3 separate regions of the Homo sapiens genome follow, and all the other regions are linked to region 3. Evidence: chromatin contacts called from ENCODE Hi-C or POLR2A ChIA-PET data. All regions are on one chromosome and are shown on one strand. Each heading gives the region's core, a stretch centred on a gene start or an enhancer-like site at or near the end of the contact. The rest is flanking DNA. Distances are from core to core; before and after follow the strand shown.

Region 1 (3,394 bases), core at 612-3,111, 620 kb before region 3:
GTGAGCCGAAATTGCATCTCTGCCCTCCAGCCTGGGGACAGAGCGAGACTCTGTCTCAAAAAAAAAAAAAAAAAAAAAAAAAAAAAAGCAGACAGTATGGTAATAATTATTTCAGGCAAGAAGTAGTCATGAATGCCAAAACCAGTGGGTCAAGGTTTGAGGAGTCATAGGCTATATCTATGGTTGCAAAGTCTTCACTCATGACACTAATTACCAAAGAAAAACCCAGCATCAATCAGAGAAATGCAAATCGACATCACATACCTCCCGGCTGGTGCTCTGAAAACTCAGCAACACCTCAGTGACAGTCCTGCCAGAAACGCATCACCTCATCACCCCATGAGCATATACCAGTGTGCACTGCACTCCTCAGAAAGGTCAATCAAAGGAGACTCAGGAAACCTGACGACTGAATGCAACTGGATCCTGGACCACAAAAACAATACTGAAACTCTCCAGTATGGTGTTGGGCCCTCGTGCAATTAGAGTGTGGACTGTGCATTAGATAGTGTCAGTACCCTGTGTGCTGTGATTTCTGCTGTCATGGCTTCTTTCTAATTTGGTCTTGAGGGAGAGTGACCATAAGCCAAGATAGCCACTCTCTAGGAGAACCGAATGGGTGTGGGGTTCAGGTGAGATACAATGAGAAAGTAAAATTAAAAGGTACAAAACAGAAGGAATTTATTATTCTTAGGTTCCGGAGAGGTTAGGGATGCCTAAGAGAGGCGGACAAGCAGATGGAGAGGGGCAGTGAGAGACGGTGGGAAGGAAGGGACTATGGCTGTGCTAGGGTCCATGGAAATCATCCTTTAGGATTTCCCTTGGGGCCTGTGGACTGGCTAAAGAAAATACGAGGGAAGGGTGAACTCATCTGCACTGATACTGGCCATTAGGTGCTATGGCGGTCAGCGGCTGTGGGGTGTGTTGCGCTTTAGGTCAATGAGATAAAGAATAAACGAGTTATCTCACACACCACCATATACGGAGAAGTGTTACCTACGCCAAGGCGAAGGGTACGACTGGCTTTCAAACAACTTAAGTCAGGCCTAAAAATAGATGCGGAGACAACAATTATATTTACCACGTTTATGACCCTGTATTAATGGAAATGTCTTTATTCCCAAGAAATAGACCTTGAAGGACTGAGGGGCGGTGCTGAGGTTCCCGCTGGCCCCTGGGCGCCCCCTGCTGGCCCGTCCTCCTCCCGCCCCCAGACGTCTGCACAGAGCATGCGTCACACCGTCCACGGGTTTCCAGCAGCAGCCGTTCACCCGCGCTCTCGGATGCGCTTCTAGCTCGTGGCCTCCCGGGCTCTGTCCGCGTTGTTCGTCCCACGGTCGGGAGCCCAGTCCTGCCGCCCCGCACCCGCCTCCCCCTGGGGGTTCTCCCGGCAGCCGTCTTGCCACCCCGCGTGGCCGCCGGCTGCCAGAGGCACAGGGGAGCGCGAGGCCCGGCGACCGAGCAGTGTCCCCGGCTCTGAGTGTGGGGAAGGCCGCGGGGCCGCGCCCACTCGACCGCCGTCCAGGGGACTGCAAGGCGCCGGTACATCCGGCTCGACGCTGGCGGCGCAGGCCAATCACGGACGGGGACGGGTGGGCGCGGGGCTGGACGGGTTTTGTAGTCGGTGCGCTAGCGGGACTACTGTCCCCACAGCCCCCTGGGCCACATTGGCGTCAGTGGCTGCGCCCGAGGGCCCGCCCCTCACAGAGCATGGGCCAATCATAGCCGGGGGCCGGGCGGGCGCCGGGCATGATGGACCTTGTGGTCGGAGCGCAGGCAGGACTCCAGCCCCCAGCGGGCCCCGCGCGCCGGAGGGGAGGAGCCGTGCGGCGGCGCGGGCGGGCGGGCGGCCGTCGGGGCAGGGCGGCGGCGGCGGCGGCAGCGGCGGCGGCTGAGGAGGGCCCGGCCTGCGAGAGCCTCAGTGGGAGCCGGCTCAGCCCTCGGCCACCATGTCGGCGCCGTCGGAGGAGGAGGAGTACGCGCGGCTGGTGATGGAGGCGCAGCCGGAGTGGCTGCGCGCCGAGGTGAAGCGGCTGTCCCACGAGCTGGCCGAGACCACGCGTGAGAAGATCCAGGCGGCCGAGTACGGGCTGGCGGTGCTCGAGGAGAAGCACCAGCTCAAGCTGCAGTTCGAGGAGCTCGAGGTGGACTATGAGGCTATCCGCAGCGAGATGGAGCAGCTCAAGGAGGTGAGCCGAGCCGCCCTGCCCTGCGACCCCCGCCCGGCGCCGGGGCCTGTGGGCGTCGTCCCTGGCACCAGGGCGGCCAAGGTCAGCTTGCCAAGCGGGGGCCGGCAGGGGTGGGCCGCCGGGGCGGAGGGGGCACGGGCAGTATGTGGGAGTGGGCCCGGCCTTGGCTAGCAGGCCGGTGCCGCGGCCGTTGCAGACGCCGCTAATGCAGGGGTCCGGGCGCCTTGTCGCCTCCTGCAGCTGCCCGCCTGCTTCTGTGCGGACCTGGGCGGCCCCGGCGGGGCGGGGCTTCGTAAGGGCTGATGCTTTGCGGTGGTCGCTGTTCCGGGTGTGTCTGAGTGTGGGGTGGGGTTGGGAGGGCAGTGGCTGAGCCGGGAGCTGAGGCCACGGATGCTGGTGACCCGCTGGGAGAGGCCGAGGGTGGGCCTGGGTCTGGGTGGCTGCGGCTCTGTCACCTTCAGAGAAAGCACTTCCCCTCTCTGGGCGCAGCTACTTTCGGAGCGTTTCTGCTTCTTTCATGAGTGCCTCCGAGGTGGGGAAAGGTCGTGGACAGCGGCCTAAGTGAGTAGGGGCTCGGGGTTGCACGTGGAGGTTGCCCCTGGCATGGGTCCCCCAGTACCCTTGCCCCAGGCCCAGCGCTGTGTCCTCATGGCCGGGATTGCGCTCCCACCAGCTAGCATGACTTCCCTGGCCCACTTCCTGTCCAGCCCCGCTTCTCGGGCCCTTCCCCTCGCTGTGGCTTGCTGTGTTCCTCTTGGACGGAGACCTCAGTGGTCTGTGTCATTCCCACTGGGGGGAGAGTAGGTTAGACCACCAGGCTGGTCGAGGGTCTCCAGGCGGCAGGGCAGCGGGAGTCTTGGACAGTCCTTCCCCAGCTTCTCTTCTCCCGTTCCCTGACTCCATAGCGTTGTTTGCAGGAATTGCTTTCTGGGAGGATACACCAGGGTTTGGATCCAGGCTGTGCCCCTTGCTAGTGATGTGGCTTTGGGTAGAGGCCCTCCGTGAGTCTTAGTTTCCCCCTCTGCAAAATGGGAGTGCAGTACTGCGTGCCCAGAAAGGATTGTTGTGAGGGTCATGTATTTGGAAAGGACTGGTGTGCGGTCAGGAGTATAGCTTGGTGGTGTGCTCCCTTCCCCCACTTGAGTGTGTCCTGGTGAGCCCTTGGCTCTTGGTTTCCAGGCTTATCACCTGGCACCTCTGCTCCC
Region 2 (3,639 bases), core at 692-3,191, 530 kb before region 3:
CTGGGCTCACTGCAACCTCTACCTCCCGGGTTCAAGTAATTCTCCTGCCTCAGCCTCCCGAGTAGCTGGGATTGCAGGCGTGCACCACACACCCAGCTAATTTTTGTATTTTTAGTAGAGATGGGGTTTCACCATATTGGCCAGGCTGGTCTCAAACTCCTGACCTCATGATCCACCGCCTTGGCCTCCCAAAGTGCTGGGATTACAGGCGTGAGCCACCACACCCAGCCTCCCCCACTTTTTTTTTTTGAGACAGAATCTTGCTTTGTCACCCAGGCTAGAGTGCAGTGGCTTGATCACGGCTCACTGCAGCCTCAACCTCCCGGGCACAAGCGATCCTCCCGCCTCAGCCCCTCAGCCCTACAAGTAGCTGGGGCTACAGGCACAGATACCACACCCTGCTAATTTTTTGTAGAGACAGGGTTTCACCATGTTGCCAGGCTGGTTTGGAATTCCTAAGCTCAAGCGATCCGCCCACCTCGGCCTCCCAGAATGCTGGGATTACAGGCATGAGTCACCATGCCCTGCCCCAGCCTCCCTTTTGAGGCCTAAAATGGAGGAAAGAGATGCTCAAAGCCTTCAGCTCATTTTCCTGAGTCACTGGCCTGATTTCACTACAATTCCCAAGGCCTGGCAAGGTGCCCAGCCGTTCTCAAAGTTGGGTCTGCAGGTCCTCTCTTTGTGAACTACATAACTGCAGATGTTCTTCACAATGTGTATGTCAACCAATGCAATATATTGCAGCAGACCGAATGCCGAAGCACATGTGAGAACCTATTAGGTCAGATTTTAAAAAGATTTGCAAAAGTGTAAAACAATACCACTCCTTTATTTTGGTGGTGGGCGTGGAATGTAATGTTTACTTTTTTTTTTTTTTTTTTTTTTGAGATGGAGTCTCACTCTGTCGTCCACGCTGGAGTGCAATGGCGCGATCTTGGCTTACCGCAACCTCCGCCTCCTGGGTTCAAATGATTCTCTTGCCTCAGCCTCCGGAGTAGCTGGGATTACAGGCCTGCGCCACCATACCTGGCTCATTTTTGTATTTTTAGTAGAGACAGGGTTTCACCATGTTGGCCAGGCTGGTCTCAAACTCCTGACCTCAGGTGATACGCCCGCCTCAGCCTCCCAAAGTGCTGGGATTACAGGCGTGAGCTACCGCGCCCGGCTGTTTACTTTTAAACGAAACAACAAAAAACTTTAAAGCATTTTAACTTAGAATGTGGTAACATCGATAGCTGTAACCCACATTAGCAAAAGCTTGGGGCCCTCATTTTTATGAGTATAAAGTGGTCCTGAGACTACGAGTTTGGGAAATGCGGTAGCTCTACGAGGCGGTGCCATTCTTGCCGCCGCATCAGTGAATTTAGGAGAAGGAAGGTCGTTAGCCCTCTGCCTCACCGCCAAGCAGGAGCCTTGCGCTCCAACTGCGTCCCTCGAAGTCTTCAGGCAAAAGCGGGACTGGGGAGTCCAGTCCTGTGGCCCAGCCACATTTCCTCGCGTAGAACGTTGGACAATGTTTTCTACCTCACAGGACCATCCAAATGACTGCGTTAGGTATTCCCATGAAATGTACGATGAGTACACCCTATTCTACAGAAGCAAAAGCTGAGGCTCAGAGACGCCAAGAGGTTTGCTGGGGTCTCGCGACTAAGCGGTCCCAACACCCAGACACCCTGGCTACCCGGGGACTGCCGGTCACTACCGGGCGCCGAAAAGCCGCCGGCTCCTTCCGCCAGCTACACATCCGGCGCCGAGGCCGGAAGCTTCTCTTCCGGCTCCCAAGACCGCGTTCCGGAAATGAGTCGCTCTACCAGTACCTAAGATGGCCGCCGGCCCATCCACCGTCGCGATCGGTGTGAGGAAAGTGTCACGAACCCGGAATTGCCCGACTCCGTCATGGCAGGCGCCGGGGGCGTGGCTTCCGGCGGCCACAGCTTGCTAGTCGCCGCGGCGGGGTCGAGCGGGGGCGGCAGCTGACAGGCGCTCCTCCCCCGACCGCAGCGGCTGGTTCCCAGCGAGGCGGGCGGCCCCCAGCTCGCGTCCCCGAGTCCTAGCCCGCGAGGCGCCAGGGCTGCGCCTGGGCATGGAAGAGGGGAAGATGGACGAGAATGAATGGGGGTACCACGGAGAGGGCAATAAGAGCCTGGTGGTGGCCCACGCGCAGGTGAGCGGTGGACGTGCGGCGCAGGTCCGGTACCTCACTCCGACGGCCGGTATCACCCCGCCCCCATTATCCGTTTCCTCAACAGGGTCGGTTCCACGTCCCCCCAGTACCTTCCTCCTCCCCGGCCGGTCTCCGGAATTCCCCCACCCTCCAGCATCCCCCCCTACCGCTTGGGTTCCTCATCACCCCAGTATCCCCTCTCTACTGGGTCAGTCTCCCATTGCCCCAGATCCTTCTCCTGGCCGGTCTGTCGTCCCCTCAGTATTCCCGTTCCCCGTCAGAGTCAGTTCCACATCCCCCTCCCCGCCCCGTCGGTGCCGCGCTCAGCCTCACGCGGTGCCGCCTCCCGCCTGGATGCCCGCCGGACTGCCAGGCCGCAGTGGGGTGGAGGCTTGGTTGGGACGGAGGGCCCGGCCAGCACTGGAGGAAGAAGCAGAGTGCCCACAGTGCTGTTACTCTCAGCACCAAAAGAGTTCAGCCTCGTGAGACTACGGAATTGCTGTGCTGTTAATAGTAAGGGGATGTTGTCCACAGGTCCTCTTCTCAACCTTTTAGAATTTGAAGGCTTTCACCTGAATTCAACGAGGGTGAAAGTTTTAGAAACTGCAGTAAGATCTCGCAAAGGTGAATCCCAAGAGTGAAGCGTGTGGGTTTCTGTGAGGGCCCAGATCTCTCTGACCTTTTGCTGTCTGGTACAACCACGCAGGAATGTGGCCGGCTGGAACGGGGGAGGGGGGTGAGGGAGGCGAGGATAGGTGTCATGTAGGGAGGAGTTAGAGCATGGGTGTTAAAGGCACAGGAATCTCAGTGTCTACATTTGTGAAGTGGAACTAGTAGTAGAATTCACTTTGTGGGATTGTTGCAAAGACCAGTTACGCAGGAACCCATCAAGTTATGCTTAGCAAGTGATAATTGTCATCCCTTGGACAGATAAATAAAGTGAAAATCAGAGAGGTTAAGGGCATTGCCCGAGTCGAACAGCTTGTCAGGGATGATGTAGGCAGTGGAGTCCTGCCTTGCTTCTGTTGTTCCTATGCTGGGTGCATTGGTCAGCTGTAGTGTAAGCTGCAAACACCCAGGTAGCCCCTAGGTTGTGCCTTTGGATTTTGTTGCTCATTAGCACAGGGAACTAAAGAACAGAGACTACAAGCTTTGCTCAAGATCTTTAGGTGAATTAATAATGGACCAGGCTAACCTAAAGCTGTCCTTCTCTTGTGTAGTCCACTATTGGCAAAGTGAGGGATGTTTCTGCGTGAGTCCTTTTGTTGTTGGGTTACTGTGCTGATCCCCTGAATCCTTTCCCAAAACAAATACTAATCTTCCAATTCCTTGGTAAGATTAGATGTATCTCTGCATTTTAGGTAAACCTAAGACTTTTCTTTAGTGAGGGCTGATACATTAAATTTCAAAAGTAGTGGCAGATGAAGCAGCAAGTTTCAGGCTTGGAGCAAAAGGACACCCATGTTGAAAGAGCA
Region 3 (3,565 bases), core at 462-2,961:
AAACTCTTTAGCCACAGGACCCTGTCTTCCAATGAACCAATGTCACATACTCCCAGGATAGAAAACTGCTGAAAGCAGGGCTGGCCTGGGTGTGGGCTGGGGCCGGAGCCTGCCCTGCTTTGCCAGATGCTGAGCACCCAGCCTCTGTGCAGTTGGTAGCTTTATTCCCATGACTGCCTCCGCCGTCACCTGCTGCACTGTGAAGGATTCCATTTGTCCTTCTAGAAGATGGGCATTATTTTTCTCTTCTCACTCCCTTACCTGGCCCACAGCCTGTGCCTTTTGGAGTGGAGGAGGACATCCCAACCTAGGGACAGGGACATTTGGAGAGGAGCCCCATGAAGAGTTGCCATCTGGGACCCTCTGCCTCCCACCAGGACACTGCCAACACTGAGCATCCTTTTAGTTCCACAAATTCTTGCTAGGCCCCTATAAAGATTCGCCCAGCGTCCTCTTCCTCTAAGCTCCCACGTGCTAGAACTCCCACATGCTAGAAGCCATGAGGGGTCTCTCTCAGGCCAGAAGGAGCTCTGGGATCCTAGCCCTCAGCAGAAGGCCCCAGGCTTTCCCACCTGCTCCCAGCTCCTCTGAGGAAGTTGATGGAGCCTGCAGAGCTGGGCTGGAGGAGGTCTCCTTTCCCCAGAGCGGGGCTGGGGGTGCGGGTAGGTGGCCTGGAATGTGCTCTCTCACCCTCCTCCTGCCCATGTGGTAAGCAGCGAGAGCCCCCAGCCCTCCAGCTCTGAGGGGAAGCTCCTGTGAGCCAGACGGACAGGACAGCTGCCCCCAATAGGGTCCCCTTCACGGGCCATCTCACCCCAACTCAGACGCTAAAAATGGTTCTCCGCTTTTCAGCCTCCGCGCCTGCCCACAAATTAGTGTCTCCAACACAGCCTCTTGGGACATGACTTTAGGGAGGCCCCTGGGGGAGCCGGGAGGCCCCAGTAAAGGGAGATGGTGCTGGCAGAGTCCCTTTCTGAGGAGACAAGAGTGGATAAGGCCCCCCTCCCAGCTTCTGGGACCCCCCCCCCAAAGAAGGCCACCCAGCCTCAGTGTGACAGCCCTGTTGTCCTCACCATGGCAGAAGAACAGACATTATTTCCACCCCACTGGGGCACGCTCCCCTCACCTCCACCTCCAGTTCTGTCAGCTTTACCCTCAGCCACCATCCTGGGCACTGCTCTGCTGGAAGAGAATGCAGCAACAGGAGATGGGGGAGCCAGCCCCGCGCCCTCCCGCTTAGGGTCCAGAACCCACCTTGCCAAACCTGGGCTCCCGCAGTCAGCCCACAAGCACGGAGGCCAATGGGGAAGCCAAGTCAGGGAAGCCTGGTCTCCCTGCTCGCCTGATATTTAGTCTCAGACTCTTCTCCCCTCCCCAGTCCCGCAACGGTCAACTTGGAAGGGGGTGAACCCTCTCCGGGATGCCCACGCCCCAGGGCACCAAGCAAGCAGGTGTCCTGCTGAGGCCAGGACTGGGTGCAAGCCAGCAGCCCGCAGTACCAGGTGGAGACAGGCGGGCAGTACTCACAGGTAAGCCGTCAGGGGATCCAGGTCCCCCGGTATGGCGGACAGCCCAAGCTCAAGAGCAGTCGGCAGACAGCATGATGCCGTCCTCCTGGCAGTGGCAGGGGGCCGGGCAGGCGGTAGGCCCCGGGCCGGGCTGGGGGGCGCAGCCGGCGCTCGGGGAGGCGCACACAGCGGCGCGAAGTCACAGCGCCCGGAGCCTGGGCGGGTTGGGCATCTCGGCGGCCGGGCTGCTGGGTCACCTGGCGGCCAGGCGCGCAGACGCACGGGCGCGGTGTCCGCAGCTGCTTTCTCCCGGTCCCGGCGGGCTGCGCCGTCGGTGGGGACCGCCCCGGGGGCTCTACTGGGCGTCGGCGGCGGGGCGGTGCAGTCAGAGAGGAGCAGGCATTGTTGAGTGATCTTCGTTATTCAGTTTCACAGGCTGGGCTTGGCAAGGGAGGGAGACCCAGCCGGAGGAGGAGTCAAGGAAACTTTCTACGCTGCGGCTAGCTCCCTTCCCTCCTTCCTTCGGAGCTGGCAGGAATTTCATTCAGGAAAGATAAAAAAAGGAAAAAAGCAAAGAAACCCAAGCGAGCAAAGCTCAGCCCGTCAGAGACCTGCACTTGTTTAGAAAGGGTGTCCCAGGGCCTTGGCTGCAGGGCTGGGGACCCTCTTGCCTTTGGGGATAGCCACGGGGTCACATGGGACCCAGAGGAGATCTCTGAAAGAGGCCTTGGGGCTCTCATAGCCCCTCATGCCTTCACCACGTTTCACACTGGAGGAAACAGAGACCCAAGAGGAGAAATGATTTGTTCAAGGTGACACAGCTGATAGGGCATCCCCAGAGCTGGAACTCGTCAGCCCTCCTCGGCCTTATCCTAGGACAAGAGAGAGGGGAGTGAGGGGCTACCCTGGAAGAGGCCAGGCTGCGGAGGGTTCCACTGCAAGCTGGGATGACCCGGCAGTGGGCAACCAGGAGCAGTCTCCTCCCTGAGAGGTCGCGCCTTGACTCCAAAGAAACGGGTGTGGAGTTCCACTCGCTGAGTGCACCCTGGGTGGAAATGCACTCCTGCAGCCTCTGTCAGGTTTACTGTCAGGTTTACGGGGACCACCTTGATCCCTGCTCCCAGGACCTCGGCAGGCTGAGGGACTGCGTGCAGCTCAGCTGCTTGTCAAGAGGCCACCTCAAAGTAAGCAGATTGGCGCCACCTGGAGGCCGGGTGCTGCACCTGCAGCTCGGCCACCCTGAGGCTGGAATCCCACCAACTGGCTGACCTGGCCGGCCCCAGAGCCCTGGTGAGCAAAGGGCACGGTGGTTAAAACTGAGGCCAATCCCTGTTCTCTCCTTAGACCATAGTGAGCTGGCTGTGCTTCCTTCACGCAGCCTCTTGCTGTCTCTGGTCTCTCCCATGCTGAGCCAAGCCCCAGTGCAGAGCTAGAGCAGGCTGTGGGCACCCCTCCTTCCTTTTTTGCCCTGTCTCCCCATGGTCCAGCCAGAGGGTATACCAGAAACCTGGGACCTCAGAGGCATCCAGGATTTCTTCCACCCTGTCCTTCCACATGCCAGAATCCTCTCATCAACACCTCTCCACTCTCCGATAACCTCCCAGGGCTAGAGGGGCTGCATAGCCGGACCAAGAAATGAGCAGACCCTGACCCTAGGCCTCCCGTTGGTGCCATGGCGCTGAAAGTAGAAGATGAGCCTCCTAAGAAGGCTAGAGGATGGGCCTACATGACCAGAAAGACTCACAGATAGAGCCACCTTTGCCCTATGGCAGAAAGCTACCACAGGCCAGCCTGCACTTCCTTCACTCAACCATAGCCTTGGCTCCATCTCATTTGCAGCTCCTGCTGCTCCAATGTGAGATTTTCCCAGAGTGGAAAAGCCATGGTTGAGCCCTGTTGCAACCTCAGCAGCAGCTGCTTGAGACAGACTTGGGCAGCTCAGAGCAGAGCCTCCAGCCTGCTTTTGTGAGGGTCATTAGGGGGCCCACCCTCAGCTCCTGATAAACATGGCATATGGAGGACACCGGCATTTAGTCCTCCTGGGAGGGCACCAGTGC

Evidence for each region. A loop is a pair of places that touch in the nucleus more often than their neighbours do. ChIA-PET counts read pairs that join two places held with the same protein, here RNA polymerase II (POLR2A). Pooled maps may share reads with other maps.
Region 1: a loop to region 3 is called in a pooled map, with 4 times the contacts of the local background. The contact joins the promoter of BICD2 here to the promoter of LINC00475 in region 3. A Hi-C loop is called at or near these places in 1 of 37 single-sample maps with no recorded cell type and 6 of 50 pooled maps. POLR2A ChIA-PET finds 5 or more read pairs at or near these places in 2 of 52 experiments (AG04450 and MCF 10A).
Region 2: a map of ascending aorta shows a loop between it and region 3 (3-fold over the local background). The contact joins the promoter of IPPK here to the promoter of LINC00475 in region 3. A Hi-C loop is called at or near these places in 2 of 168 maps with a recorded cell type or tissue (PC-9 and ascending aorta) and 7 of 50 pooled maps. POLR2A ChIA-PET finds 5 or more read pairs at or near these places in 2 of 52 experiments (HepG2 and SK-N-SH).

The regions. Positions count from the first base shown.
Region 1 is chr9:92,763,300-92,766,693 of GRCh38, reverse strand. It overlaps BICD2 (BICD cargo adaptor 2), which reads left to right and starts at 1,861. Exons shown (of 7, transcript NM_001003800.2): 1 at 1,861-2,189. The coding sequence starts at 1,950. RefSeq lists silencers at 269-318, 1,171-1,910.
Region 2 is chr9:92,668,433-92,672,071 of GRCh38, reverse strand. It overlaps IPPK (inositol-pentakisphosphate 2-kinase), which reads left to right and starts at 1,941. Exons shown (of 13, transcript NM_022755.6): 1 at 1,941-2,164. The coding sequence starts at 2,084. It overlaps LOC107987095 (a long non-coding RNA gene), which reads right to left and starts at 1,710. Exons shown (of 2, transcript XR_001746837.2): 1 at 1,399-1,710. RefSeq lists enhancers at 1-113, 371-665, 1,420-1,469, 1,480-1,929, 2,670-2,839 and a silencer at 1,970-2,149.
Region 3 is chr9:92,139,613-92,143,177 of GRCh38, reverse strand. It overlaps LINC00475 (long intergenic non-protein coding RNA 475), which reads right to left and starts at 1,711. Exons shown (of 4, transcript NR_027341.1): 1 at 1,528-1,711. RefSeq lists enhancers at 847-1,425, 1,426-2,005, 2,585-3,164 and a silencer at 1,682-1,861.